Regions from separate parts of the Homo sapiens genome. Here all the other regions are linked to region 2. Evidence: chromatin loops called from intact Hi-C (ENCODE). Cell type or tissue: endothelial cell of umbilical vein. All regions are shown on one strand. Links, peaks and the distances in the headings refer to the core of each region. The heading gives the core; the rest is flanking DNA. Region 1 overlaps LOC105374235 (a long non-coding RNA gene). Region 2 overlaps LOC105374235 (a long non-coding RNA gene). Region 3 has its middle 260 kb from the start of LINC02015.

The links. Peaks named below come from ENCODE experiments on the same cell type or tissue, not always from the same donor. Only the 100,000 strongest peaks of a DNase experiment are listed, where the experiment ranks them.
Region 1: it touches region 2 in a loop (6-fold over the local background); 3 of 110 quality-filtered maps call a loop at or near these places.
Region 3: a loop joins it to region 2, with 4 times the contacts of the local background. A loop is called at or near these places in 3 of 110 quality-filtered maps.

What each region holds. Positions count from the first base shown.
Region 1 is chr3:178,315,975-178,326,273 of GRCh38, reverse strand. All of the region lies in intron 2 of LOC105374235 (a long non-coding RNA gene), which reads left to right. Among named protein-coding and RNA genes, the nearest start is that of LINC01014, 98 kb to the left of the region's middle. RefSeq lists a silencer at 6,107-6,307. In endothelial cell of umbilical vein, for the core only: no CTCF peak of the experiment used is centred there; a DNase peak (open chromatin) is centred at 5,703; H3K27ac peaks cover 509 bases.
Region 2 is chr3:178,153,689-178,163,987 of GRCh38, reverse strand. It overlaps LOC105374235 (a long non-coding RNA gene), which reads left to right. Exons shown (of 11, transcript NR_188692.1): 11 at 1-290. Among named protein-coding and RNA genes, the nearest start is that of LINC01014, 260 kb to the left of the region's middle. In endothelial cell of umbilical vein, for the core only: no CTCF peak of the experiment used is centred there; a DNase peak (open chromatin) is centred at 4,057; H3K27ac peaks cover 1,233 bases.
Region 3 is chr3:178,074,799-178,085,097 of GRCh38, reverse strand. No RefSeq gene overlaps it. Among named protein-coding and RNA genes, the nearest start is that of LINC02015, 260 kb to the right of the region's middle. RefSeq lists a silencer at 1-217 and an enhancer at 1-217. In endothelial cell of umbilical vein, for the core only: no CTCF peak of the experiment used is centred there; DNase peaks (open chromatin) are centred at 4,997, 5,917 and 8,187; H3K27ac peaks cover 1,278 bases.

The DNA.
Region 1 (10,299 bases), core at 3,355-8,354, 160 kb before region 2:
TGGTGTCCCTTTTCCTTGTGATTAGGACCACCACTCATGGTCAGTGAGAAACTTGGTGGTTCTTCTATCACTTATCTTCCTAGTAGGAGAAGCTATATTATGCAATGAAGATGCTGAACTGGAATTCAGGAAATTCAAGTTGCAAATTATAGACAGCCTTCTGGATCTTTAATTGTTTACTAATAAGCTGTGGAATAGGGAGGAATGGTGGCAAAAAAATGTTCTCCTATCTAATTTGTCACTCCCTGACTCTCTTTCTTATTCAATCTTGATGCCTTTTGACCTTCATAACTCCCCACCTTTCTACCTTTCTTGATATGTCTAAAAAAAAATTGGACAATTTTTCTTCTGTGTTTTATTTAAGACCTTGACTTCCTTTAGAGAAAGATCATGATGTAAATGTGAAATAGAATGTTATGCCTTCTCAGCCCATCTTGTTCCAAAAATATTATACTGTGGCTAAGACTATATAGTCTCTTCACATTTTTTCCCGTGATGCCGTATATGAAAATACAATTATTTATTTTAATTATGTATTCAAGTAAAAGAATGCTCCTCTAAATGAGTACTCCCCTAATGAGAATGAATGGAGTTTTAAAAACAAATCTTTTCCATGCCAGTTATCATGCTGTTTTCCTTTGTTGGTGATATTCAACATTTTCTACTCTAGAGGCCAGTATAACGTTAAAAATGAAAATCTTTTTTCTTCCATGATAAGATCTTAAAAACAAAGTCCTTAAAACAAATCTCACATAAAACAGAAAAAAAGAAATCTCTAACCACAGAAAAGTACTTGTAAAATGAAGATAATCCAAAACAGAAAGTCCAGGGAGAATTAAACAATGATTGAGGTTGGTAGATGAATTAGGGGCACAAAATATTTCTTCAAAGTTATCTAATCTGGGGAACAACAATATATAACCAGTAGAATGTTGGAAATAATACAAGAAAAATGCAAAACAAAAGAAAGCCATCATGAAGTATCAGATAGAGTGGGAACAAATATTTATATGCAGATTCTAGAAGTGCTTCTATCATGCTTAAATGACAGTGATAGGAAAATAAAGAAAGGAAATACCTGTCTCTACATTTGGGGTATCTACACTTTATAAAAAATCACTGGTCTATTAAAATCCATATTCAACCCCTACCTTTTCATGCTTAGCTAATTACCTTGCCTCTTTCATCTAGAAAACCAAGGTCATAGCTATAATATCCTCCAAATCTTTCTTACATGTAACTCCACAAGCTAGTTTATATCTGCCATCAAATTCATTGCCTTCCTCTCAGTACCAGAAGAAAGGATGCCTCACTTTTTGTTTAAATCCAAACCCTGACCATGTCTGAGGCCACATCTCCTCTCACTCCTGCCAAGATTTGCTCCATTAGATATTCTGCTTCTTCAACTAATATCTTTCATTTTCCCCCACTCTCACCTCCCCACCCCTGTTCATTCTCCTCAGCCAATCCACCCTCACCTCCCCACCCGTTCATTCTCCTCAGCCAATAAACATGTTTGAACATTTCTTACCCCAAAAAGGGAAAAGAAACAAACAAACAAACAAATACTGTGTTTGCGTCTTGATTAAGCAACTGTTCGATCTCTCTGCTCTGTTCCTCCAAATCTCTGACAAGAACAGTCTATAATTTCTTCTAATTCACTCTTCAGTTTATTTCAGTCTAATGTTTGGCCTTACCACTCCTCTGAACCTTGCCTTGCTGAGTCACCGATAACCTTCTAAATGACCAATCCATGGATATTTTTAAATCCTTGATTTATAGGACTTTTCGTTGCACTTGCCACGGCAATTAAATCATTTATCTTGAACTTCCTAATCCCCTTTCTTTGGTGTCATTTTATTCTCCTTCTGTCTATACACTGGTAGTCTTCTTGGACTACTGTTCATCACCTGACACTTTATTTATGATAACCCACATATTGATCTTATATTTGAAAGTCTTCAGTAGCTCCCCATCACCATCAGATAAAACCAAACTCCTTAGCATGGGACAGCAGGCATTCCATAAACTGGCACCTTGCCTAAAGCAATACTTGAGCATAAAATTATAAATGTTTGTAAAACTAATATATTTTATATATATATAGCAGTAAATAAAAAGAGTTCTAAGATTTTAATGTTTGCAACTAATCTGAGTCTTTATGTTTCCGTGTGCTTATTCAAGTTTGGACCAGGCATCACAGTTTTTTTCTTGGAGAAATTAAGACTCTGAATGTTTGATTGGTATAATGTCATAAAATATAGCTATAGTGAATCAGTCTAGTCTACTCTCTTAATATAAGAAATGCTGTATTTTTGGCAGGGCGTGGTGGCTCACACCTGTAATCCCAGCACTTTGGGAAGCCAAGGCAGGCAGATCACGAGATCAGGGGTTCGAGACCAGCCTGACCAACATAATGAAACCCCATCTCTACTAAAAGTACAAAAATTAGCCGGGCGTGGTGGTGGGTGCCTGTAATCGCAGCTACTCAGGAGGCTGAGGCAGGACAATCGCTTGAACCTGGGAGTGGAGGTTGCAGTGAGCAGAGATCACCCACTGCACTCCAGCTTGGGTGACAGAGCGAGACTCCGTCTCAAAAAAAAAAAAAAAAAAAGCTATATTTTTGTCTATGGGTCTTTTGGGAGGTACTTACCTCCTATAACAACATATGACTAAGTTTTGGGTGTGGAATCTCTTTTTTGTCATTATCATGATAGTCCAAGTATTTTCTTGAAAAATAAAAGACTAACAATGTTGCATTTATTGAGCCTTACATTTGGTTGAGCCTTGAAATGGTTATTTACATTGTTTCTTTTGTGTATTGTTTGTTATCTGTCACAACTACTCAACTCTGCCCTTGTGCAAAAGCAGGTATTGACAATATATAAAAAATGAGAGTAGCTGTGTTCTAAAAAACTTTATTTATGAACACCGAAATTTGAATTTTATATAATTTCAATATGTTGCAAAATTTATTCCTCTTTTGAATTCTTTAACTGTATAGAAAAAGAATTCATAATTCATAGGCTTGCAGGTTGTACACAAGTAGGCAGTAACCAGGTGGATATTGAGTCAGTGGCCTGGAATCAAATCTGGACTCTAACATATGCTAGGACTTTGATAAAACAATTCACCTTTCTGAGTTTTTCCTGGACTTTAAAATGGAACTGATAATATCCACTACACAGTGTTTGGTGAGGATTTAAAGATAATACGTGAGGATATGCCAACACAATATATTTCCAATAATAGAAAAATCCATATCTGAGTTATTTTTGTCTTACCTAAAATTATGGTAATATCTAGTGGAGAGAATAAATATTCACGCTCCTCTAGTGTATATAGCAATAGAATAGGCCTTTTAAATATAATTAAACCCATTATGTTTTCTTTAACATCCACTGGGTTTTGCTCTTCTGAGTGTCCCTCAACATTCACACATAGTTATTTCACATTTCTAAGGTTTTTTATTCTGTAATATTCTCCTGTTTCTTCAGAAAATAGTTTACTGGGTGATGTGTGGGATGTGAAACACAGGTTACTGAGAAGCTTTATAACTTCATTTTTGGTTTAGAGCAGTGGAATGGTCAACCGTAATATTTTCTCTACTTTGAAAGGTTTTTTCTTATATTTAAAAAAGTAATTGTAATTTTTACCACTTTTTGAAATGTTTTCTGATAGTGTTAAGCCTTAAAAATAAATTTCTAGAAGTACCTTGAGCAAACACTTCATTTAAAAACAATGGAACAGCAACACCTGACCCCTGAGTCTCTTCTGAGCTTCTGTGAAACTTGTTGGGCACTACTTATTAGGAACAAACGATTACATTCACTTCTGCATTTCTGTAAAACTTATTGAGCACTCACTAGGTGGGCTTTGCTCCACCTTAACTTTGTTTCCCTTGTTTCTTACTCTCTTCCCTATCCTCCTTCCTCTAGATCATAATTGTCTAACTTATACTTATGTCCTTAAAGCAATAATTGCAGATAGACAAACTCCTAGCTCAAAGATACAACATTTCACAAAGCTTTCTTTCTTCAAACTGCAGACACCCTAGTGACTCTGTCTAGAAATGGTTGTCATTTGCACTGCTGTGTTTTCAGTCACTTCAGAGAAACTAAAATATTCGAAATGGAGAGAGAAAAATGCAATAAAAAATTGAGGCTCAATGGCTTTTGTATTTACACCTCATCCTCAACCCTGAGCGTCAGACTCTCATATCCAGCTGCCAATAAACTTTTCCACCTGGATGTTCAAATATTCGATTGTTGTGTATCTTGCTATGTGAAAGGCCCAGTATTTATGACAAGCATTCTAAACTCCAGTCACTCACACACTATTTGTTTGTAGAACCTCCCTAGCACTTTCTTCACTGTCTGCCCCCTGCTCCACTATCCTTTTCTGCCTGGGTAGCACATACACATTTCTGCAAAGCCTCCCCTGACTTCAGCCCTCTAAAGCTCCAAGTATAAATTTGATGTCCTATTCAGTGTTTTACCACATTGTATGGCAGGCAAGCATTGGTTAACTAGGCCAGTGCCCCTACTGCACTGTGAACCTGGAGGGCCAGACTGTGTGTTTTATTTCCAAACCCCTAAATCCAAGCATAGATAAGACCCAAAGCTAGATACTTATTATTCCTAACCTCGATATTTTTTCTGAGTCCATATAAATGACACATCCAGATAGGCAATTGCATTACTGTGTAAATGATCCCTTCATCATTGATAAGACAGAGACCCAGTTCAAATGTACTTTCTAATTGCTTGATTTGGGCAAACCACTCATTTTCTCTGTGTTTCTGTTGATTCTTCTAAATGAAAATAATAGCACTTACTTTGGCTTAAAGGTGGATATATTTATCTAAACAATAGATTACATGCAAATGCAAGATGTTTTCATTATCATCTGCTAATGTTTTTTCTTTTTTTTTCTTTTTCTTCTAAGAAAAAAGAATGGGAGAGGGAGTTGTGTCGTGAAAGACACACACAGGTTCTTTTAGAGCTGGAAGAGAAATTGAAGTTAAATCTGCCAATCTCTAAAGTTTACAGATGGGAAAAGTGAGATCCAGCACAACACAGGCTTGCTGGAGTCATGTGGACCATGGGTAGCAAAGCCAGAAGTGCTTTCTGGCCAGTTCCCAGCCAACTGTGATAGCTGGTTGCTTCTCCTAGCAAGATTAGCAATGAATCCTAGGCAAATAAATGTTTAAAAAGTACCATTGATTCTATACCTGCCAACCAATTTCCAGGGCTGGCAATCTGGCCTCTAGGGGAAGGGACAGTCCTGTGGGGGAATATTACAACTGGGAAGCTTCCTGACATGGAGGCACCATTAACATTCAGATTGTTTTCACAGAGGGTAGGCTGTGTTTGGTCTGCCAAGGGGAGAAGGAGGAAGCAACAAAATTCTGATTTCTCCTATTTCCTACTATTCTTTGTGTCATGTTTACAGTGCAGGGGGTGGATAGGACAGACTGGCATCTCTCCTGATGCCACCTCCCTCCATGGAGCCCCCCGCCAAGGCTCACTAGCAGTCCTGTGAGATGAAGATTTTATGCTGGTATCCTGGCCGGCTTCCATCTGGCCAAAGGTATTTTATCTAAATATTTCCAAGGCGCCTATCTCTGCAGTATTGAAGTGCTCAATTAGATATGGCCTAAGTCTCTGAAGCATATCAGTGTGCACTGCTGAACAGCTGCTGCATTCCAACAGAGGGTGAAGTCATCTCTATATATAGAGCATGGCAAGCTGTTTGGAACTGAGGCAGATTTAAGCAGGCAAATGCACACCTGAGTTATAAGTCAGTCACCTGCCCAGAGTGACAGAAGGGTCTGGAAAAATCTCTACTTCCTTAAGTGGTGACTAGCAAGAAGACCACAGGGTTACTTTTTCAGCTATATTTTTTTTTCTGTAGTTTACAGACTCTCTTTTTTTTTTCTATCAACTCCACAATAGAGAAAATCATGATCTACAAAACTGGCTTTATTTTCTGCCATGATTTTCTCTTAACAATCTGTGATTTGTTTATTGATAAGAAGTTTGACATATATTAGCTGGTATCCAGGGGAGTATTGTCATCCTTTAAATAGCACTGTAGGAATTAAGGCATTGTGTACTTCTTCATTTAATATCTATCTTCCCTATTGGATTGTAAGCTGCTAGCTCTTGGCACAACAGAGTGAAATAAATATATAAGTTATGACCATTTATAATCTTCTTGGAGTGTGATTCTCTGGTTCCAACTAAAAGACTATAATTATTGCTCCTTCCAAAGTAATCTGGAAATCTACTAAATCCTTGGGCTAGTTCTGAGAGATATATTGCTATTAATATGGTGACTGATACGTGTCATTGGAAGGGTCCTGGAAGGTCATCTAGATCTCTACCTCATTTGAATAAACATAAGTTGCTTTGGTTTGGGGACAGGGAGACAGGGACAGGACAAATAGCTAATTGTGCAAAAATGCTTGGAAATGACTCAACCACTTAATACCTGTGTTAATCTGGGAAAATCGCAGAAGCACAATGGGCTTAAGTTCTGTCATCTAAAAATAAAATAAAATAAATAAATGGAAAAGAAAAACCTCATCCGAATTCCAATTCCCACCCAGGGCTACAGGGAGGATCTCCTTCAGAAATGTGTCTGAAAATGCTATGCAAATTATATCGCACTCAGACATGAGAAGCATATTCTTATTTTTATTACTGTGTCTTATCTGTCAGAAAAGGTCAGATGGTCACATGAGCATTCCAATTCTGGTCAGCTAGAGGCAACAGCTCCATTTCAGCCATTTCTTCTTGAGCAACTGTAATGGAGCAGCTGTAATGGTGTATCAAGCAAACAGGCAGGTGAGAGAGAGATTCCTGGGAAAGTTCAGTTTCTGGCTTCTGGTATTGCAAATCACCTGAGCAGAGAATCACTGAGACTTCCTCTCATCCCTCTTCACTCTGTCCCTTAGCAGGTAGCGACTGTATCTCATTTCATGATGTCAGAAGCCACCAAAGGTCAAAAAGCACCTAAATGAGGAACACCAGACTAGAACATTCCATTTATGACCAATGCCTTGCTTATCCCACAGCTCTGTTATCAGTTATTGAAGCTACAGCATCTCTGTGGGGATGGGGAGATAAATTACTTCCTGGGGTTATACTCTGTCTTGGCTGTCAGGACTCAGATTCCTATATGATGAATTTATAAACTGAACTTTGACTTCTGTGAAGCAGGCAAGATGCAAATCCTTGCTAGTGCTGATCTGTGGGACATGCCTAGTTTTTCATTGATTGGTTATTAAATCGAGCCAGGATGATGTAAGCACATGCTACAAGAAATGTGAATCAAGGAGCCCAAAGCAAAGAAGACCTCTTGGGATGAACAACTTCCTTAAATCGGTTATAAAATTCTGCCATGGGTCATGAAACTCTATTCTGTGTAGAGAATAACCCAAATAGGTGAATGCATTGCTAGGGCTAATACTTCTTTTTTAAGTTCCCTGAAGGCATAGATGACAGCATGTAAGTCTTCGTTGTCCCTTAATTTTTCTCGTTCCCACCTCTGTCAGTATTCAGCTTGTGTAGGTTTTTCCAAGTCACCTAAATTGCCAGTCTGACAGCTAGCTACTCACAGGCAAGAGGGGGAGGAATTGAGCTGATTACCTATTAACTTCAGCCTGAATTAAATATTTCCATATTGCTTTAAAATTCAGAGTTCTTTCTTATGCATCCCCCCTGGGTTTCCGTGCTCTATATATAAAAAGGCAATGTGACAAATTCCTTTGCCAAGGCTTGGATGTTGGGAACTCAGAGTTTTTATTTAATCATGGTGCTGAGTTCCTGTCTGGCCTTGTATATGCTATTTTACATTTCAAATATTCCATCTGTAAAGACTGAATGATAATTCTTACCGATCTCGCAGGGAGTTTGGAGATGATGGATTATTTAGTGTTGTAAAGAGCTTTTGGACACACTGAGTGCTAAATAACTTGTATTATTAGACCCTCTCTACATTGAAGCTGAAACATTGGCCACCTGACCTGTTTTGGCATCAGATCTCCTGAGGTTCTCTTTCCACAGCACTCACAGAGTGATGATTCTCTGTATGTGTAGTAATAAAAGGAGTCTGGGCCATTAACTTGGGTTGTTGAAATACTGCAGTTCTTTATTTCTTGTCCTATTTTATTTTATGAGAACACAATTCTAAACCATCATATTTGTAGAGATTCCATTATATAATAAACATGCCTCAAAAGAACTATTTTATTATGAAATGTGCTAGGTTTTTTCTATGACAACTGGTGGTTGGGGTAGAGGATTGCTGGTCAATGCTAAGTTTTGAAAGCAAACTAATTATCTTTGAGGTTTACTACTTCTGTGATGCCGACTGAATCTCTGACATTTGGGGAATTCTTCCTCTATTTGCATATATTTTGTATAGATTATTTTGTTTGTTGGCCAAACATATGTTGAATTTCTATAATGATTCACGTCCTAGGTTAGGACATAAATATAAAATCTATATCACTCATGTTGTCTCTATCACAAAGGACTTTATAATATTAGGATAAACATTTAGTGATAAGTGAAATACAAGATGAGATATAAGCAGGGTATTGTATGAATGTAAATAAGGTAATTATTGCCTTGAGGAGTCAGAAAAGATTTCTTAGACATTGGAGGCATTTAAATTGAGACTTTAAAGAGGCCATTTGCCAAGTAAAGAAAAAAGGATGAGAAATGGAACATTTTCTTTGCATAGCGTGTAGCACGTGTACTGAACGTTTTGGCTTTACTACACTATTTACTGACAGGAAATGAAAGTGGCGCATAGATTTACCTATTGAGACCCACTTAGACATTCTATAAGAGGCCCTTTTAGCTTTATTGATCACAAATTAATATCTCTTGCAGGAAGGGCTTCTCTTTTGGAAGTACTCTGCAACACAAGTCTACTCGGCTTTTCAAATGAGTGGAGAAAAAAGATAGTGGCTCTTGAGGGCCCATTCCCCTTAATAATCTAGAATTGCTCTGGATCAATCATGCTTGCCCCCTGTACTTCCAAATGCTGGCTGGAATCATGAGAAACCTCTTCATGTTGAATTGCTGCTCCTCAGCAGGGCCACATTTCCTTCAACAGAAAGGAGAAAATGTGAGCTTGCTGAGGAGCTGCCATTCACTATGAGGGTATTCAATTTTGTGTATTACTGCAAGTTGTATGGAGCCATAGAGGGCTTGGAGAGTATCTATGATCAGCTTTTTGGGATGAAAGACATGAGACAGCTATCAAGATACCATTACATTATGTAATTCTCTTTGGGATTCATTAGTCTCCAAGGCCTAGATATTGGAGAGGCTGTTTGGGTAGCCTTCTGGTACTTGCAGAGGGTTGTAACATTATAAATATAAATTAGAGCTTCATTTCATTCAGCTTATTTTGATTCTACATACTATGTCAGTTACTATGCTAGGGATTTTCACATATTATCTCATTTCTGTGTATTTATAATAGCTCAGTATGGTTAGGTATTATACTGATCTTATAATCTTATAAATTTTTAAAGACCACATATTATATATCTTTTTCTCCTTATTGTTGGTATTGAGGATGGAGACTTTTCAAAGTGGTGTTATCCGTCTACTTGGAAATTGGAGTTGGTGTTCTGCTCTGTAAAATCCTCGAATCCTTTCCTTTTCTGGCATTCTAGATGACTTTAACATGTACCATAGAATCAATTTTCTTTTGTTGCTGTTTTTGGATACTTCTTCACTTTATGACTGTAAGCTAAATATATATCAGTACGTTCACTTCATCTTCTATTCCCTGTAATATCTAATGAGGCACATAGGAAGTATGCTGTTTCAAAGTTATCAGTATGATTTTGACAGAACATTTTGGGAATTATGTATTAGGTTGTCAGATAGGCTCAAATGAGTGTGAGGCTGAGTTGTGCAAAACCAATTAAATGTACTAGTTTCTATCTTGCATAGCAAATTACCACCAACTTAAAGACTTAAAACAACATAGATATATTATCTCTCAGTTTCCATGGGCCAGGAATCACACATGGCTTAATTGGGTCTTCTGTTTGGGGTCTCACAAGGCTATAGGCAATGTGTCAGCCAGGCTTTGCTCCTTTCAGAAGTTTGGGGTCCTCTTCCTAGCTCATGTGGTTGTTGGCAGGATTCAGTTCCTTGTGGGTGTAGTACTGAAGTTCGCCTTTCCTAGCTGGTGGTCAGCTGGAAGCCACTCTCAACTTCTAAGTCTGCCCACAGTTTCCCACCACATGAGCCTCTCACAGGCTCT
Region 2 (10,299 bases), core at 1,797-6,796:
TTTTTTTTTTTTTTTTTTAAATCAAGTTGAAGTAGTTCTACCCTATTCCCAATTTGCTGAGAGTTTTTATCATGAATGAATGTTGCATTTTTGCAAATGCTTTTTCTGAATCTATTGACTTCTGATTGTATAATTTGTCTTTGTCATATGATCATTTGGTTTTTCTCCTTTATCCTGTTGATGTGATTGATTATATTAATGTATTTTTGTGATTGATTATATTAATGTATTTTTGAATGTTGAATCAATCTTGCATACCTGAATAAATTTCACTTGGTTGTGGCATATAATCCTTTTTATATGTTATTGAATCTGATTTGATAATATTTGTTGAGGAGGTTTTCGTAACATCTATGTTCATAAGAGATATTGGTCTGTAGTTTTCCTTTCTTATAATGAATGTCTTTATCTGTTTTGGTATTAGTGAAATATTGGCCTTATAAAGTGAGTAAAGAAGTGTTTTCTCTACTTCTAATTTCTGAAAGAAATTGTAGAGAATTGACAACATTTCTTCACTAAATGTTTAATAAAATTCAACTATGAAGCCATCTAAGCCTGTGCTTTCTTTTTACAAAGATTATTAATTATTGATTCAGTTTCTGTGCTTTCTTTTTACAAAGATTATTAATTATTGATTCAGTTTCTTTAATAGATACAGACTCATGGAGGTTATCTATTTGGTATTATGTATCTTTCAAGGATTTGGCCCACTTCATCTTGGTTACCAAATTTGTAAGCATAGAATTGTTCAAAATATTCTTTTATTACTCTTTTTAATGTCCATAAGAGAAGTAGTGATGTTCCTCTATCATTTCTAATATTATTAATTTATGTCTTTCTTCTTGGTTAGCCTGGTTAATGAACCAGCTTCTTATTTTGTTGATTTTCCCTTTTTTATGTATATTTTACTTATTTCTGATCTAATTATTATTATTTCTTTTTTTCTGTTTGTTTTAGGCCTACATTGCTATTCTTTCTTCAGTTTTCTATGGTGAGAGCTTAAGTAGTTGATTTTAGATCTTTTTATCTTTTCTATATACGTTCAACGCTATAAATCTCCCTGTAAGTACTGATCTTGCTGAATTCCACAAATACTGATAAATTGTATGAAATGCTTTATTTTCATATAGTTCAACATATTTTTCATTTATTTTGATACTTCTAATTTTATCCACGTGTTATCTGAAAGTGTGTTTAATCTCTAATATTTTTGGAGTTTCTAGCTATCTTTCTATTATTGATTTCTACTTTATTTTCATTGTGGTCTGACAGAATACTTTGTATAGTTTCTATTCCTTTAAGTTTGTTGAAACTTAAAAGAATGTTTTTATGGCCCAGAATGTCATCTCTCTTGGTGAATGTATCATGTGAGCTTGAAAAGAACATGCATTTTCTTGTGATTGGATGCAGCATTCTACATAAATGTTAGTTAAATCTAGTTTATTAATGATGCTGTTTAGTTCAACTGTGTCCTCACTGATTTTCTGCCTGCTGGATCAATCAATTAGTGATAGATTAGTGTTCAATTCTTCAACTAGAGGAGTTCATTTTTCTCTTTCTCTTTGCAGTTATATTATTTTGCCACATTTATTTTGATGCTCTATTTTTACGTGCATAAACATTAAAGATTATTGGGTCTTTTTGGAGAATTAACACTTTTATCATTATATAATGCTCCTATTTATCCCCAATAATTTTCTTCATTCCAAAGTCCACCCTACTAGAGATTAATATAGCTCCTCTAACTTTCTTTTGATTAGTGTTAATGTGGCATATCTTTCTTCATCCTTTTACTTTAAACCTACATGTGTCTTTATGTTCAGTGTGTTTTTGTTGATCACCTGTAGCTGGGTCTTGTTTCTTGATCCTCTTTGGCAATCTCTGTCTTTAAATTCTGTCTTTAAATTAAATTGTATTTATACTGTGCATATTTAAAGTGATTATTGATATGGTTAGTGTAATCTTGATCACGTTTTAACTGTTTTCTGTTCCCTACACTTGTTCTTTGTTTATACATTCTCTGATTTTAGTTGATAGTCTTATGATGCGATTCTCTCACTTATCTTAGTATATCAATTATACTTCATTTTTAATTTTTTCAGTGATTGCTCTATAGTTTTCAACATAAACCTACAATTAATATGTGCTCACTTTCCAATAACACTACGCTCCTTCATGGGTAGTGCAGGGGCCTTATGACCAAGTATGTACTCTCAATTCCTCCCTCCCATCCCTTATGTGATTGCTGTCATTCCTGTCACTTATCTATATAATTTCCTGGTACATTACTACTATTATTACAATGAACACATAGTTATCCATCAGTTTAATTAAAAATAAAAATTAAATATTATATTTTACTTTCATTTATTTCTTCTCTGATGCCTTTTCTTTCTTTGTGTACATCCGTATTTCTGACCTATATCATTTTCTTTCTCTCTGAAGAACTTCTTATAACATTTATTGCAAAACATATCAACTGGCAACAACTCAAACAGTTCTTGTTTGTTTGAGAAGATATTTATTTCTTCCTTACATTTGTTAGACACAGAATTCTAGGTTGGTGTTTTATTATTTCAACACTAAATATTTCACTTCACTTTATTCTTGCTTCCATAGTTTCTGGTGACAAGTGCAATGTATTTCTTATCCTTTTTCTTCTATAGTTTTGACTTCTTTTTCCCCTTCTGGCTTTCTGCAAGATTTTGTGTTTTTTTTTGTCCTTAGTTTTCTACAGTTTGAATATGGTATGCCTAGATATAGAAATTTTTGTATTTATCCTGCTGTGTGTTCTCTAAGCTCCCTAGATTTGTGGTTCAGTGTCTGCCATTAATTTGAAAAATTATCAGCCATTATTAATTCAAATATGACTTCTATTTTTCCTTTTTCTTTTCTACACAGTATTCCCATTACACGTATTTTACAACTTTTATAATTATTCCACAGTCCTTAGGTATTTTATTTATTTATTTATTTATTTATTTATTTGAGATGGAGTCTTGCTCTGTCACCAGGCTGGACTGCAGTGGCACGCTCTCGGCTGACTGCAACCTCCGCTTCCTGAGTTCAAGCAATTCTCCTGCCTCAGCATCCCGAGTAGCTGGGATTACAGGCAAAATGCCACCATGCCCAGCTATTTTTTGTATTTTTAGTAGAGACAAGGTTTCACCATGTTGGCCAGGATGGTCTCAATCTCCTGACCTTGTGATCTGTCCTCCTCAGCCTCCCAAAGTGCTGGGATTACAGGCACAAGCCACCATGCCCGGCCTATTTTATTTCTTTTTCCATTCCTTTTTCTTTTTGCATTTCAGTTTGGGAAGTTCTATTGGCATACCTTGAAGCTCACTGCATCTTTCTTTGACTGTGTCAGTCTACTGATGAGCCCATCAATGGTATGCTTCATTCAGTTACCGTGTTTTTTATTTCCAGCATTTCCTTTAGATCCTTTCTTAGATCTTCTCTCTGCTTACATCACCCAGTAGATTCTTGCATGTCATCTACTGTTCTACTAAGTCCCTTAACATATTAATATTAGTTATTTAAAATCCTTTATATGATAATTCGAAAATCTTTTTCATACTTGAGACTTTCTGATTCCTGTTATGCTTCCTCAGGCTATGTTCTCTCTTGCCTTTTATATTGCCTTTTAATTTTTTAATGAGTACTGGACATGATATATTGGGAAATAAGAACTAAGGTAATTAGGTAAGGTGTGTGGTTTATGCTAATCTAGCTAGGAGCTGAGCTATTTTTAATAAGTGTTGTAGCCGTGGGTGCTAGAGGCTTTAGTTTCCTCCAGTGTTCTTGCAGATTTTTTTCTTCCCTGTTGTCTTTGGCTTTTCCTAAGAACTCCTTCTTAAACTGTCTCTCTGTGTCTTGCAGTTCTCTCAGTTGTAATCCACTGTTACTAAACTGAAGCCCCATTAGTGTGCTGGTAAGGTGTTGGGGAAGGGAAACATTCTATAATCTTATAATGAAATCTCTTTCTTAGTGGGCATGAATCCCTCAGCTGTGAACTTCTATAGCATTTCTTAGCCTTTTATTTTTCCTTCCTTTATATTAGACAGGAAATCTGTAGGGGGTGGGAGTTGACTAATTGCCCTTCCTCCAGGTCAGATAAGGCTCCGGTAGTTTCCTCTGGAGAGCTGGCCTTTGTTATGGAGAACACAAGAGACATATTTTAAATGGTTACTTTTCCCTACCACCTGCCAAAAAACAGGAGGGAATTTTTTATTGTACATTTCATTAGTGAGTAGATTTAACTGAATCCCAAAACATTTTGATAGGTCATTTTGATTATATTTTATCATTTATTATAATTTCTTCCTTCATCCATGGGTTATTAAAAAAGGTACTGCTTAATTTCCACATTTGGGGGTTTCAGCTGTCATTGCCAAAGACCACCAGGCATACATCTGTGGCTGAACAAGTTGGTTTTATTTTACAAAACAGCAAAGGGATAACTTACACTATGAGGAACTGTGAGGCATAGTGGGAAGGTGTTATAAATTGTGGAAATTTTGTTTGATTGAGTAATTTTGGGGATGATTAAAGGATGTAGAAGTTTACTCTAGATTAGGCATTATCAGAAAGCAGGGACCATTTTATGATTGGCTATCTTACTAAATCTCATCTCTAGGTAGGTGACACTAAAGAGGGCTTGCAGCTATAGCTGATCAAGAGGGAGCAATTACTCATATTTCCCAGAAGTGGAGGATGTTTGGTGTTTTGTTGTTTGCATAAACATTGATCTTGTTTTCAACAGTGTTTTAAACTGAATTATGAAGTGGTTTTAATTTTTCTCATTCTATCACGGTCTCAGAGTGACCTTGTCTAACGTTGCTGTTTTGTGGGATTGTTTATACCCACCTGGAGAAGAACATGGTGTAACTGTGAGCACCAGGCCTGCTCTCACACTAAAGCCTAGCTATGAGCATCAGATCAGTTCTTCGATGTCATGGGCTGCTTTTTGGCTTTCTCACAAGCTATCTTTCAGTTATTGATTTCTAGTTTATTTTCATTGTGGTCAGGGAATACACTCTGTATGATCTCAGCCATTCATATTTCTTGAGACTTACTTTAAGACACAGCATATGGTGGATTCTGGTAAACATTTCATTTATACCTGAGTAGAATTTTTATCCTGCACATGTTAGATAAAATGATCTGCATTCATATCAAGTTTGTTAATAGTTTTGTCTATATATTCTATATTCTTCTGATGATTATCTTTACCTCTTTATTCTATTAGTTACAGAAAAGTGTGTTAAAATCTTTCAATAGAATTATGGAAATGTGTATTCTTCCTTTTGGTTCTGTCAAGTATTGTCATATAATACCTATAAGAATGTTATATTTAAATTGGCTGGGTATGGTGGCACATGCTTGTAGTCCCAGCTAGTTGGGAAGCTGAGTCAGGAGGACTGCCTGAGCCCAAGAGATTGAGGCTGTAGTGAGCTGAGATTGTACCACTGCACTCCATCCTGGGTAACAGAATGAGATGCTGTCTTAAGAAAAAGAAAAAAAGTTATATCTTTCTATTCAGGGTACTTTATTACTATTGTGAAATGTACCTTTTTATCTCTAGTAATATTTTTGTATCAAAGACATTTGTCCGATATTAATATAGCCAGAGATCTACCTTTTGGTTAGTACTTGCAAGGTATATATTTTTTAATGATTGTACTTTCAACCTATCTGTGCTGTATTTCAAATGTGGCTCTTATAATAGCACATGGTTGTGTTTTGTTTTTATCTGTTGACAATCCTTGTTTATAAATTGGAATTTTATTCCATTACATTTGATGTAACTACCATTATGTTTGGATTTAAGCCTACTATGTTGCCAGTTGTATCCTACTGTGCTAGTATCTCCTTTGTTTATTAATCCTTTCTTAACCTTTGAATTAATCAGGGATTTTAAAAATTCTACTTTGTTTCTTTTGTTAGCATCATACTTACAGCTTCTTTTAACATTACCTGAGAAATTTTTCTGGGGCTTATAATATTCTCCCTTCACATGTTAGAGTTTGCTTTAAATTAGTACATTTATTACTGCCTAAACAATACAAGAACTTTCTCACAGTTTAACTCCTAATTTCTCCTGCTTTTTGAGCTATTATTTTTGTTATCTATTTTACATCTAATTAACTTTTTAAAAATCAGTGTCATTTTATTAGTGCTTTTAAACAATTCATGTAAACATATATTTACCCACATATTTTTCCATTTTTGTTACCCCTCATTCCTTCCTGCAGTTACATGCCTTCATGTGAGGTAACCTTTATTCTTCCCAAATAACTCCCTTTAATATTTATTTATTTAATATTTATCATAGTGCAGGTATATTAGCAACAAATTCTCTATAAAGATGTCTTTATTTTGCCTTCATTTTTAATATTCTTTGATCTTTGAATAACTAGATTGACAGTTTTTTTATTTTTTGGTTTTTTACCACTTGAAAGATATTCTTGTATTGTGTTCTGGCTTCCATAGTCCTTGTTGAAAAGTTAGCTTTCAGTTTTATTATTGATCCTCTGAGGTAATAAGTGCTGTTCTCTTTCTTTGCTTGTTTTTTTTATTTAGTAGTTTGACTAGGATGTTCCTGTTTGGTTTTATTTGCATTTATTTGCTTTAATAAGGGTTCTTGAATCTGTAGTTTAATGTGTTTGTTTAAAGCTGAATATTTCTACCCAGTATTTTTTTTAATATTGCTTATTTTTCATTATCTTTCTCTTCTCTTTCTGAGCTCAGAAAGCGCTTTTGCTTCAGCCTAGAGGGGCTGCTGCTTTCTGCCTGGGTCCCATTCCTTAATGATACTATTTGGAGTAGAATATGCCCAGAGGGCAAAAGGCAGGGTGAATGCATATTATTTATGCTTTTCAATCCAATACAGTCAACTGCATCATGACCAGAACTGGAAGTCAACGATTTTATATTAAAATGATAATATTTGTAAAAAACAGTGACTGTATTCTTTGTAACTCTAAATTTATAAGGAAAATGATTAGATGTCATTCAAAATTATCTGAGAGGATGCCCTTGTTAGGGGAATTCTCTCAGGATTTGCATGAACAATAATATCTGAAGATCATTAGTATGAAGAGGGGATTGGTATCACTGGGCGGGGGGCTGACCTATCTACTGTGATAACTGCTTCTAATACAGCTGCTCAGGAGGAGAAAAATTTGCTTTTCTTTTGTCAAGAGAAGTAACAGCACCACATAACAGTTTGAAGAGGTGTTTTTACTGTCCAGAAAGTCAATCATGGCCTATGTGAAGGCTGTAAATCTAGAGAAGTTCAGCAACAGCACAGGAAGTGGTATGTGGAGGACACTGAAATTGATGGTCCAGGGTCATTTAATAAGGGTGGGTGTTTTATTACCTGAATGTCACAGCAATGGTGCCCAACAGAGCAAAGAGTTGGTTGGAAGAGAAGGGACTAGAGCACAAAGACCGGTGAGCAACAGGCAGCAGCTCTTATTATATATGCAATGGCCCTTCCCTACCACTTCACACGAAAAGAAACTAAAAACAGTATTATCTAGAATCAATCAAAAGGGGAACTGTATGGGCATTTGGCTAATGCGTATAAATAGCAATAGGAATTCATGGTTATATTTGGGGAAAGGGAATTTGGAGGAACAGACTGGATTTCCTACTAAGCGCTCTGTGGCTCTGGAACATAAAGATTTGTATGATTACTATAACATGACAAGGAAGGTGACATCTGGAATATGCTAGTTACACTATTATTTCTGTGCCTTATTCTGCCCTGTGTCATAATTATATGTGTAAATGTCTATGTTTCAAAGTTCTTTGAGTATAAGGACTAAATTTAATTTGCTTTTATAACCCTCTGTAGTGCTTGGTATAGGAAAACTATCAGATTGACTTTTTAAATGAACGAAAAAATTAATCAATCAATTAAAAATGGCAAAATATAGAATCTTAGCATCCTCTCTAGTTTTTTATTGCCCCCTCCCAGCTCTGATCCCTTCTCTGCATGTCTGTACCCTGTTCTCTGTTCTATATCTGCTGACCCTCCCCACAGCTTAACCATCAGGATCGCACTGACTGTTTTCCACTCTGGCTAAGGGAAGGACCTAGAGATAAGGGGAGAGAGAGATTGAGGTATTTCTTCCCCTCCGCTTTCTCCCTTCAGTGTCATTGCTGTGCTCCAGTGACTTCTACCTGAAAGCCAACCCTTCTTCCAAAGCTGGCACTCTCACTGGATTCCACTTGTACAGTTTTCTCCTCCTGCCTATTCAGGCCTAGAGATGGCAGTGGCTTCCCACCTTTGCTAGGCCAAGTGGGCCTTCACATTCCTCATTGGTTCCTCCAATCCTTCACAGGTTTCTATAAGTTCTCATTAAATTTTCTTTAAAAATCCCTTCTATGTGTGCCTTTGATTCTGTCAAGACCCTGACTGACCCACTTAGAAAGATCAAAATTAAAGTCAGGTGCAGTGGTCATGCCTGTAATCCCAGCATTTTGGGAGGCTGAGGCAGGTGGATCACCTGAGGTCAGGAGTTCGAGACCAGCTGGGCTAATATAGCAAAACTCCATCTCTACTAAATTACAAAAATTAGCCAGGCGTAGTGGTGGGCACCTCTAATCCCAGCTACTCGGGAGGCTAAGGCAGGAGAATCGCTTGAACCCGTGAGGTGGAGGTTGCAGTGAGGTGAGCTGAGATCGTGCCACTGCACTCCAGCCTGGGAGACAGAATGAGATTCCATCTCAAAAAAAAAAAAAAAGAAAAGAAAACAAGAAAAGAAAGATAAAAGTTAGTACTACTTGGTGGTAAGTGAGTTACTTTATTTTTCATACATTCATTTTGAAATATTACTGCTTTTGAACAATGTAATCCTATTTTAGGCAAACTATTTGTTCACAACATGACTGTGGAGTGATAGAATTGATTTTAGAATATTAGAATGTTTGGACCTTGATCTAAATAGTCACCTCAGGAGGTTTCTATGGGACTGTACTTATAAATCGTTTAGAAGATTGCTGTCCTCAGAACAATATTTATGTATTATATTTTATATTTTTTCTGAATATTCCTAGTGGTGGCAAAAGCTTCCTTTGTATTTGATTTTGGTACCAATCTTTAGTCTTTCAGACAAAAATTTGGAAATTGAACCAGATGACAAAAATGGATGGTAAGGATATGTCCCCTCCCCTAAAATGGATGAGTAGTACCCTAGCAGTACAAATACATTTGTACATGCTTATTTAGATGCATAAATTCTAGTATGTTTGTCAAAAACATTGTCTTTTTATATAAAAAACCACACCTTGTACATGACCATTGATTGTCTTCAAAGTACATGTGTCACTAAAATAAATAATACTATAATTTTATCTTGACCTTAAACTTACAGGTATTTCATAATTGGGCACTTAACAAATGTTTCTTATCAATAAATAGTATTTATTGAATGTCTGGGTGTTTGTAATATCATTGTTTATTACACAACTCAGCCTAGGAGTGATTATTCTTAACCTCTTAAAACAATATTTTTCCCTCTTAATCTGAAGAGTCAATATTTTCCCCTCTTTTAAAAACTGTATTTCTTCCTTGAAGTTTGTCAGTGATGGAGTAATTTTTCTCTTGAGATAATATTAGTGAGAAAATAGTGTGTGTGTGTGTGTGTGTGTCTGTGTGTGTATTCATCTTACATCCTCATTTATCTTTAAGTAAATAGCTATTTTCCAATGAAGATTTGTATTTAAAATTATTTATTACTCCCCTAAAATTCTTAGGGTAAGAACATAACCATTTGTATATTTATGTGAAACCATGAGAACACTATAGGTTCTTATGAAGAAATGCATAATGAATAAAAAACATGAACATCTATATAAGTACCTGAACCAAATAGAAATAGATATTTTTGATTGTTTTAAATTATAATGGCTTTAAGATTTATCTCATTTTAAAAAATAAGGGAATTTATTTTTCTCCCTTTTCCACCTTCAAGACTTCAGGATGATAAAGAGAAATGCCTGTCTCCCTTGGAATTACTAAGGAGAAATTATCTATTCTTCTTTCCCCTTCTCATTGGCTCCTTTCCACAGGAGGAAAACATTTTTATCTAATTGGCAATATGATGAGAACTTGATAGTCATTTATGCAGTTTTTTTTCTGTTTGGCACAGTTAAGATGCTAAACATTGTAATGACTTAATAACAACAGACCAAATCATAGATCTTTCTAGCTGAAAAGGGCTTTAAAAAATCATCCAGTTCCATCTTCAACTTTGAAATTGAAAGGAGCAGTGCCCAGAGAGATTC
Region 3 (10,299 bases), core at 3,200-8,199, 80 kb after region 2:
AACTTGCTCAGCCCTCCCCCCTCCTCCTCTCTTGCTTTTCTCTTCTCTCTTCCCCCGCTCTCCCGCCTCCTGCTGCAGATCTCTTTCTGCTGCCTGGCAACCGCACCACAGGCAATGTCACACAGGATTGCTTATTACAGCTTCAGAAAAATAAACAGGAGGAGGAAATTTCTTGCTGTTACATTAGAACTATTATGTACAATGTTCCAAAGCCAGGTAATTCCAAGAGTGATATTATAGTAGAATTTTGCACCATGGTGCCTAGGTCTTTCTTGCATAGATAGAGAGAAGGGTGAAGGAAAAATGAAAAGAGAGTTTTTCGATGGCTTTTAGCCAGCAATGTATTTAATACATCCATTTGGTTGGCACAGACTTCGAATATAACTATTTCTGAGCTTTGAGGACTTGAGCAAGAAATGTTACAGTTGTTATTTGAAAAGTGCAATGTGAATATGAAGAGTAAGCTTCTACTGCTTACCATTATTATCTTCACTCATAATTATCGTGTAGATGGTTTTCACTAGACTTAAGGGCATCACGTCTCATATCTGGTAAGGCAGACAAGACCTATCTTTCCTTTAGTATCATTTATTTGCTTACATGAGGGTCTTTTTCTTTCTTTAGACATTCCCTAAATTTATTGCTTCCAGCAGCTGACAATGATTGAGCACATTTTTGTGTCCCCCTACTGGATAAAATGAGCACAAGAGACCTGGTGGCCCTTCCAGGGATCACACTATCACAGAGAAGATTAACAACTAAACAAATCACTAAAATAAACTCTGCTAATGCATAAAATGGAAAAATCTTTTTCCATTTTCTACTCAGGATTCTATGCCTCTCTGCAACAGGAATGGTTCTATATCAGGATTTTTTTTTGTGTCCCATCTGTTTAGCCAGGCAGTGGAAGGAAGCAGGTTTCTTCCTAATTCAGTTTCCTGAGTGTGATATCCAGGGAGCATAAACACTATTTGAAGTGTATCCCTCCAGAAATCTAAACTCATCTTTAACCTGATTGTAAAATACTTCCGAGTTCCAGATCCCTATCCTTGTTGACCTGAGTCGTTGAAAACAGACTGGCCTATTTACTAGGGTAAGTTAACTACAAATCATAACAAAGACTCCATCCTTGACCTCTTCTTGCACATGAGTCAGCTTGAAAGGCATGGGTCCCCAGTGCAAAATCACAGTATGTGAATGTAGGGAATCCTAGGCATAATGGGTGATTGATGTACGTACCCTGACAGGGCAGGGCAGGGCAGGGCAGGGGTGGTGCCAGGGTGTCTAACAGGACTAATTATCGGCAAACAGTAGGTGTTCAAGGTATGGATGAGAGAAGTCAGTGTAGAATCATTTGGTATGACATTGGAATCAGTGACTGTCACCAAGGAAAATTATTGTAAAGAACTACACAACAGTCTCAGATAGCCAAGGTTCCCTGCCCAGAGTTCTGGTTAAGGCTCAATTTTTAGAGTGGAATAAAAAAGAAAGAAGTAATCAGATACCCAGGCAGGCAGACTGGGCCAAACACAGATGGGCTAGATGGGAGGGCCTCAGCCTGATGCCCCTTTCACCAGCCAGGCCAGAATATTCACCTTCAGGACCAAGAAGCACAATCTCACTATCTCTGGCCATGAATGCCCCTGCTCACTCCGAGAATTCAATAGTTTGGAGACTAGATGAGACTTCTGGAAGGCACCCCTTGCTTGTGGTGTACAGGGCATACCAGGCAGATGTTAGAGAGGAGAAGCAAGGCAGGACTACTAGCACTGAGGTCAGGAAGCTCATCCAGGGCACAGGTTTTCATCAGACCCAGATCTGAATCTCAGTTCTGATACTTCATGATTATATGAACTTGGGGAAAATTACTCAAGCTCTCAGAACCTCAGTTTTTTCATCTATAGGCTTTCAATGAATGTCAGTAATAACTGTTTGATTAAAATTACTATTATACTTTAAAGGACCAAAAACCAATTGCAGGGAATCTTTATAATATGAAAGCAAAAATAGGAAGCAATTAAATTGTTCTATCTACATTTATGGGATTGAAACATGATGATAAGTAGAATTAATAACATTAAATGGCATGCTTTCAAGAATTGAAATTGTAGAATATATGTCAAACTCAAAGAATTTTCTTTCTCTATGCCTTCCTTTACCCCAAGCTTGCCTCCCATATCACAATATGTGCACCTGCTGCAAATATTAAGGACTTTGTCTTACAGGCTAAAACTCTTAGGCCAATAATCACACTACGTGACCTGGTAATTGAAAGTTGTGTGGAGCACACACAGAAAGTTTCTATGAGTTAACCATCATAGAAAGCTTTGCTGTATACTGTTATGGTACATTTTTCATACACCTCTAGGAGGTGAAAAACTCTGTGTGTTCCCTCTGTGACCAGCCAGGCAAGTTTAACCTGTCCGTAAACTTTCAAACAGGCAGTTTGCGAAGAATTCCAATTCCATTTAGGGAAATCTCTACTTTCATTCTAAGCCTCATTCGTCCCCCTCTTATTGTCTTCCTGGGCTTCTGGCCTGCTGGACTCTGTCTCTGCTTTCTTGCCTATGCTTTCCACTTGGTTCCAACAATAGAATGTGTTAGGAAGATTCCACTTTCAATTTAAACTCATCCCTACCTTCTCCATGGTTGACAGATTATCTCACATGACTGAGCTGTGGTCTTCAGGAACTTAGCATCAGGCACCTAAGCACCTAAATCTGATTTTCCATTAGTGGTAAATCAGGCAGGCATGTATCTATTTTTCTCAAAGTTATGAAAGAAATTACAAAACCCCATAGCCCAGTATTTTTCAGAGGAGTTGAAGGAGCAGCTGCATCAAAGTCACCTAGGGGCTTATTAACAAATCAGGATTTAGAACCCAATCCTGGCTTTACTAGCCAGCTCCCCCAGGCAATTGTTATAAACATTAAAGTTTGAAGCTCATTGCCATAATCTCTTGAAGATTTGGACCAAAAAAACCCTTAAAAGTGAATAAGTGACAATATAAATCCAGTTTTTCAGTAACAGTTTTTTTTTTTGTTGTTTTAATCCCATCTAGCCAGACTTTTAGGAAGGGTTTCTGTGTAAGAATATAGATCTATCCTTTTTAAAGTTAGCAGACCATTGACATAAAAACAAAATAAAGCAAAACAAAGAGATTCATGAAGGGTAACAAACAAGACACATAATATATTAAATTATCCTATTTACTAAGGACTCCTAACCAGTCATCCATTTATTCAACAAATACTATTAAGCGGCTATTTTATGTCCTAGGTGCTGAAAGCATCGGACCTTAGTCTAAGCAAAACAAAGTCAGCCTTCTCACTGAGGTTCCATTCTGGTGGGGGAGGCAGGCAATGGATAACTTAAAAAATAAGTATTTTCAGGTAGTAATAAGTGCCTTGAAAAAGAGTGAAGCAGCACTGGAGATAAGGCAGGAAAAGCTGTTTTGGAGGGAGAAAGGGATGGGGAAAATCCTCTGAAAGATGTGAAAGAGGATCCGTACGGAGATAAGAGGAAAGAGTATTCCAGGCAAAGAAAGCAATGAGTGACAGGCCATGAGGCCGAGACTGCACTGGTGTGTTTTAAGAAAAGCAGGTAGGCCAGGGTGGCTGCATTGAAGAGCAAGGGCAAATGGTGGGAGATCAGGGCACGGAAGGGTGCAGGGCTTTGTAGGTTACAGTAAGGAGGGCATATTTTACTTAACTCATAATGAGAAGATACTGCAGTTTTGAACAGGGAAGTTACATTACCACATGTACATTTAAAAAAAGTCACTCTGTTGTGCAAAGTATAGACTATAGAGGAGAAAAATTGGAAGCTGGAAACCATCCTGGAGTTATCTCAGTAGTCAATAGAAAATAAAAATGGTAGTGTGGGTGAGAGTCATATCAGTGTAGAGGAGGACAACTTCAGGATATATTTTGGAAGTAGAACTGGCAAGACTTGTGTATGGAAAATGAAGGAAATAGAGAAATCAAGGATGCCCCATATGATTTTGGCCTGGCCAACTGATTGAATAGTAGCACATTTTATTAAAATGGGGAGTCTGGAGGAAGAGCACATTTGGAGAACATATGGAATTCTCGTATCATGATAAGTTTGTAAAACCACACAGATATCAGAGTCAAGATGTTAAATGTGGAGTTGGGTATAATAATCTGCAGCTTGGAGCTGTAAACTGGACATAAAAACTTGAGAATCATCAGTGTTTAGATATCTAATGCCAAAGAAATGGAGAAGCTCTCCCAGGCAGTGAACATCCACAGAGAAGAGAAGGTGGAGAATGGAATCCTAAACTACCCTAATACTGATGTTTGGAGGACAGAGGAGTAGGAGCCAGTTGAGGAGGCTGAAAAAGAACAGCCAGTGAGGTAGTAGGAAAATGAGTGTGGCATCCTGGAAGCCAAGTGAATGTTTTGGGCATAGGACCATGTCCTGCTGTATAGTGACAGAGATGGTTATTCGGTAGCATGAAAGAAGGTTCATAACCAAGAGTAATAATAAGTATTTGGGTGTTAGTTACTCTCACTTACTTTGTATTTTAATAAATGAAGGACATGAGAAAGGTCCAAGTGAACTCTCCCAAAGGACCTCCAAAATGGAGAAAGCAACACTGAAAACGCCCTGACAAGCAGTGACATAAAATGCCATTTTCCCTAAGGAACAGAGACATGAGCAAAAGATAGTGAAGGTTTTTTTTAGACTTCTTCCAACAGTAAATCAACATCACTAAACAGCTTATTGAAAAGGGCAAAATAAAATATGCTGATTAGACTTGCTATATCTTCTTGGCATTTGGGAGAGGAAAGGTTAAGGTTGAAGAAGTGGTAACTGAGAGCTAATATTCTTAGGTTTCCAGTAGGTCACACAGCAATTTAAGCCACATGAAAAGGAGAAGGTGGGAGGGCAAAGGCATATTTCAGGTTGTGGTGGATTGTGTTTTTCTATGTGCTCACTAGCTCAGAGACTTTACAGAAATAATGACACCCTGACTAGACAGGAAACGAAATTGCTGCCCCTGTTTAGTATTTATTGAGTGCCCAGAATGAGAGGCATTTAGGACACTTACATATTGGGTGGCTAGAAAGTTGTGGGACTGATTCCACATTTCATTACTTTGTGTGCAAACCTGGTATGATCTCTTTTCCACAGGTTTAGTTTATAAGGCATCTAGAAATACAGATCTCATACACAGTGTTTTTAAATCTATAACAAGTCTTTCTCTCTCACACATAGTATTGAACCTTTTCATGATTAATTTTGACTTTTTGTTGACATATAATTTAGTTTTTTTTTTTTTTTTTTTAATGTGTTAGCAGATTTGAAGTTAATCCCACAAAGGAGACCAACTGCGAGCCAGATATTTTTCTGGGGGCTATTTTTTAAATCTGTCTATTCAGATTTTTAGGAAGGATTTTCTCTCTAAGAGGGTGGACATATCTATTTTATGTGAACAGACCACTGATTTACAGACTCAATAGAAATATCACTTCATGGGAAATGAAATCACAAAAATAAAAGATAATCTCCACTGCCAGGTTGAAAGAACAAACCAAACTAAACTCTGACGCTGTAATAGGATCAGATGTTTAGTAAAGTTGATCTCTTCCTTTCCCTGATCTATCCTCTGAATAATTCAGGATACATTGCAGGAATATGGCTGCACTGGATTAATCCGCATTCTATGAAGTTACAGAAAAAATGTGATTATTCTCACTAACAGAAGGGAACAAAAGCATAGGCAATCCAAAATGGTGGCAAACTCCCTGAATCATGTCCATTTGGCTTTGAGATGTGTTTTCTATTTAAGCTTAATATGGATGCATCTGATTTTTCTGGGAATTTACTTCAAAGAGAATAATGAAATGACACAGTGAAACTTGGCTCCCTTTGAGCTGGGAAAGGCTCCAGTTTTCCATCCTAATCCTGTTCATTCAGGAAACAGACATGACCTTGCTGAAAGTTCTGTCTGAACAGAAAAACTGTACACTAATTCTTTGGATTTCAAAGGGCTTCCTCACAGAGATCTAAGTTCCCTTAAGGCCAGAGCAATAAGTAAGCAGAATGCTAGACAGTGCTTCAGCTGGGAAGGTCGAGCATGCAGACAGAAATGAACCTGGCTGCTAGGTGAGGCTGAGGAAGCATTGCAAGGGAGTAAATAAGCTCTCCTCGAGCACCCACCCAGCTTTGTCATGCAAAGCAGTGTAGTATATGTGATAAGCCCTCCAGTTTATCTATAGATTGTTTCTCTTAATAACTTTGAAATCTTTAAATACTTAATTTGGCTAGCCTCTTACTCTGAAAAATAATACACCATGATTTTGTTGTGAAAAATGAGCTAATACTCAGTGCTCAGCTCCATATAAGGTGCAAAATCAATGATCAAAATCATGAGCTATAATTAGAGTCTATGGACTGAACTTAAAATTGCCTCTCACATGGAAATGTATTGTTTTTCCAATATATTTAGTTAGAATTGTGCTTAGTAAAATGCACTGTCACTTAAAAACATAACTAAATTCATGTATTCAGCAAGGAAATGTTAAACAACTACCGTGTACTAGGTATGTTTATTCACTCAAAGATTTATTTTTGCCATATATTTTCACAATCAAGTGGTCCTAAATAGAAAAACTACCATAATATGAAAACCCAAATAATTTATGACACTACAGGTTGTCTTGAATAATAGTTATATGTAATGCAAGAAATATGATTGAATCATAGATGAGGGTGGAAAAAGAAACTATAAAATCCAATTTTGAGACAAATGGGGACATTTGAATATGACTTAGATAAGAGAAGCTATCAGGTAAATATTGTTGTTTTATTTGTGATAGAGGTATTATGGTTATGTCAGAGAATATCATCATTCTTAGGAGATTCATGCCAAAATATTTAAGAGTAGTAAGATATCTGCGAATTACTTTCAACTGGGTCATAAAAAATAAAAAGAATATGGAAAAATGTTAAGTTTATAACCTAAGTTAGTAGTATAAAACTGAGCATTCTACTATTCTTTTATCTATTTCTATATACAAAGATTTTCTTAGTAAAATTGGGAAAAAGGAAAGACAAAAACATGGCCCACATACACATACACTTTTTAAAATTCTAAATGAAAAGGCTGGGAGTGAAGGCTCATGCCCATAATCCCAGCACTTTGGGAAGCTGAGGCTAGTGCATAGCTTGAGCTCAGGAGTTTGAGACCAGCCTGGCCAATGTGGTGAAACTCTGTCTTTATGCAAAACGCAAAAAGTAGACAGGCAGAGGAGAAAACTGAGGGCCAACAGGTTAAGTAATCTACCCAAATAACCAGATAATGCTGGAGTCTGATCGCTTTCCACCAGAGAACATGGCAGTACTCATCTATCTAAACTGCTCCTTTTACTCTGGTCAAAGATTCAGAAATGGTGCCTTCAATCACAAGGGAGACAAATCAGAGAATGAAAATGATCAATGTGAAACCATTCACACTAATGGAGAAACAAGCATCCTCGTGTGATGAGAAAGTCATAGCATCATCCTCTCCTAATATAAAGGTCAGAAGAATTTTCTTCATGATAGAGGAACCAAGATAGCAGGTCTTAAGTTCTGAAAAAGTAAATGAATTTCAGAGAAACATGCCTTCAAACATTCTAACATTGTCAAAATAAAGATTAATGAAATATATTCATTTTATGTTATGTAGCAAAATATCCAGCTATGTTTGTAACTGATGTCACAGGTAAAGAAATAAGCTTGTGTGGTTGATATCTAAATAGCTATTATTACAATTAGTAATATAATATATTTTCTACAAGATACTCAGTGAATTTCAAAACAGCAATGGGTGCTTAGTACCATTAATGTTTATTAACTTTTTAATATATTTATGTTTATGAACTTTTTAATAAGTATAATTATAGAAATGCATCAATTGTCTATAATTCAACTAAAAGGAACCTTCAATAAACCATATTGGAATAGTGGACACATTCATTTTTTAGTGTAGGAAAGGTAAATTATAATACTGGTATTTTGTAAAAGCAAGCATAGTACTATCAGGTTAGCATTCACTTTATGTAATCTCCCACAATGTTAAGTACAGAGAGCAATATTTTTTAGCTACTCAGACAGTTTTACAACATTGAATATCCCTTTTCATTCTATCTCACTCAACAGCAACAGTTGTAGTTTGGCCTGTTTCCTCATCTTGCTTTCACTTCCGTGGTCTGCAGGGTAGTTTAAAAAGAGAAACTTAGATCTAGGCTACTGGACACAGTTATTATTCCAAAGAAATTCAAATTCTAAAATCATCAAAGATACAGATATAGTTGTATGCAATAAGGCAGCAAAGAAACCAATATGTTGTGTCTTACTATGTGAGGGGAAAGAGGATGCTAAGTCATGGTCCTTGGCTCCTTGCTAACAGAAAGGTCAATGCAATTCTCACTAACAATTTGACGACTTAAAATTTTGATTAAGAAAAACACACCACCACCTCCCTGAAGATTCCATTTAATTAAGGCTCTAGGACATCATGTATAAACATATATATATATATATATATATATATATATATATATATACACACACACACATATATGTATATATATATTTGTATTTCCAGCATTTCAAAATGCACTCATATTTTTGTGTCTATGTGGCAATGAAAAAGAAATGCCTTTTTCTCTTTTTATAGTAAACTATGTCCACCCTGCCGCAACGTTCGTGTGAATGGCCTCATATTATAGGCAGACCTTGCCTGGTTTGTGTTACTGCATTGAATATGAGTGTGTATGAAATTAATTACATATCTTGAAATTTGCTTATTTATTTGATTCTGTCATATGGCAAAATAGAAGCTGCTTCTTGGACTCCATTCTTTTTTTTTTTTTTTTTGAGAAGGAGTTTCGCTCTGTCGCCCAGGCTGGAGTGCAGTGGCAGGATCTCGGCTTACTGCAAGCTCCGCCTCTCGAGGTCACGCCATTCTCCTGCCTCATCCTCCCGAGTAGCTGGGACTACAGGCGTCCGCCACCACACCCGGCTGATTTTTTGTATTTTTGGTAGAGAAGGGGTTTCACCATGTTAGCCAGCAGACTCCATTCTTTATTGATTAATCAGTGGCATTTTAGTAGGATACATTTTGTTTTTCCTGGAAAATTTTAATTGTATGTAAGTTTGCATCCCAAACAATTCTGATAAAAATATTAAAGTGTTCTCTCATTTTTTGTCTCACGTTGTCTACTATTTCAATTTAACATTTTACATTGTAGAAATAAAAAGCAGATTTTCAAATATGTTTCATGAAAAAGTGTGTCTATGGAGTGATAGGATTAAAATTAAATATGTAATATACCATTTCCTGTTCTACTGAACAAAGCAGACAACTTTCCATTTTTAATCACTCACTATAGAATATTTATTATACACAAATATGGGGGCAATGGCATGCTTTCTGCAAAGAGCTCTGAGCTAAACGGGTATTTTGGCTACTAGCACAATCCTGCATAATACAGCACTCTGCACTGTGTCAGCAGTTCAAAGCAATACTTTATTCTTTGGATCACTTATTCATTATTACTTCAGACAATGAGTATCGGATACAAAATAAAAGTGATGGATGCCAAGTGAACTGGTGAATGTGTTCTGAGTAAGAACACACGGAAAAGACACCGTGGTTCATTGCCTGATGAAATTACTTTCGGGTATTTAAATACACCTTACATTATGTTATGCATGAGCTGTTGAATGTGAACTCTGGAAGTCAGCACTGAAAAATTAACTGCCTCAACCGCACAAAATGTATTATTTAAATCTCCTAAATTGTATATTAGAAATATTATTAAATACATCCCTTATATGTACACTTGAGGCAACAATATTTTAGAATCAATATTTTAAACTCCATCTGGTACTCACTGCAATTATTCTCTCTGAGTAAAAAAGGGAAAGAGAACAAGAATGGAAAGTGTAGATATGTCTTCCAAAATACTGTGTAATAAATATGCCTATTTGAATTTAAAATGGTGAGTTCAGGATAGGAAAATGACTCATAATTTCTGGGAAAAACAACTATTTTGTGGGCCTATACTCTTCTTGACATTTGGGTACATAAAAATACCTGGCTCTTGCAGTTAAGATCATGCAGCGAACTGACTTACATAGCGTTCTTGTCTATGGGTCCATGTCGTTAAGTTTGCGAAGTCCTCTGTAGCAGTCTCCCCTGAAGTTCGATAATCCCACTTCCCTACTCAATAATTCTCTCCTAATATAAAGTGTTCATCTCCCACATGCACAATTTTTACA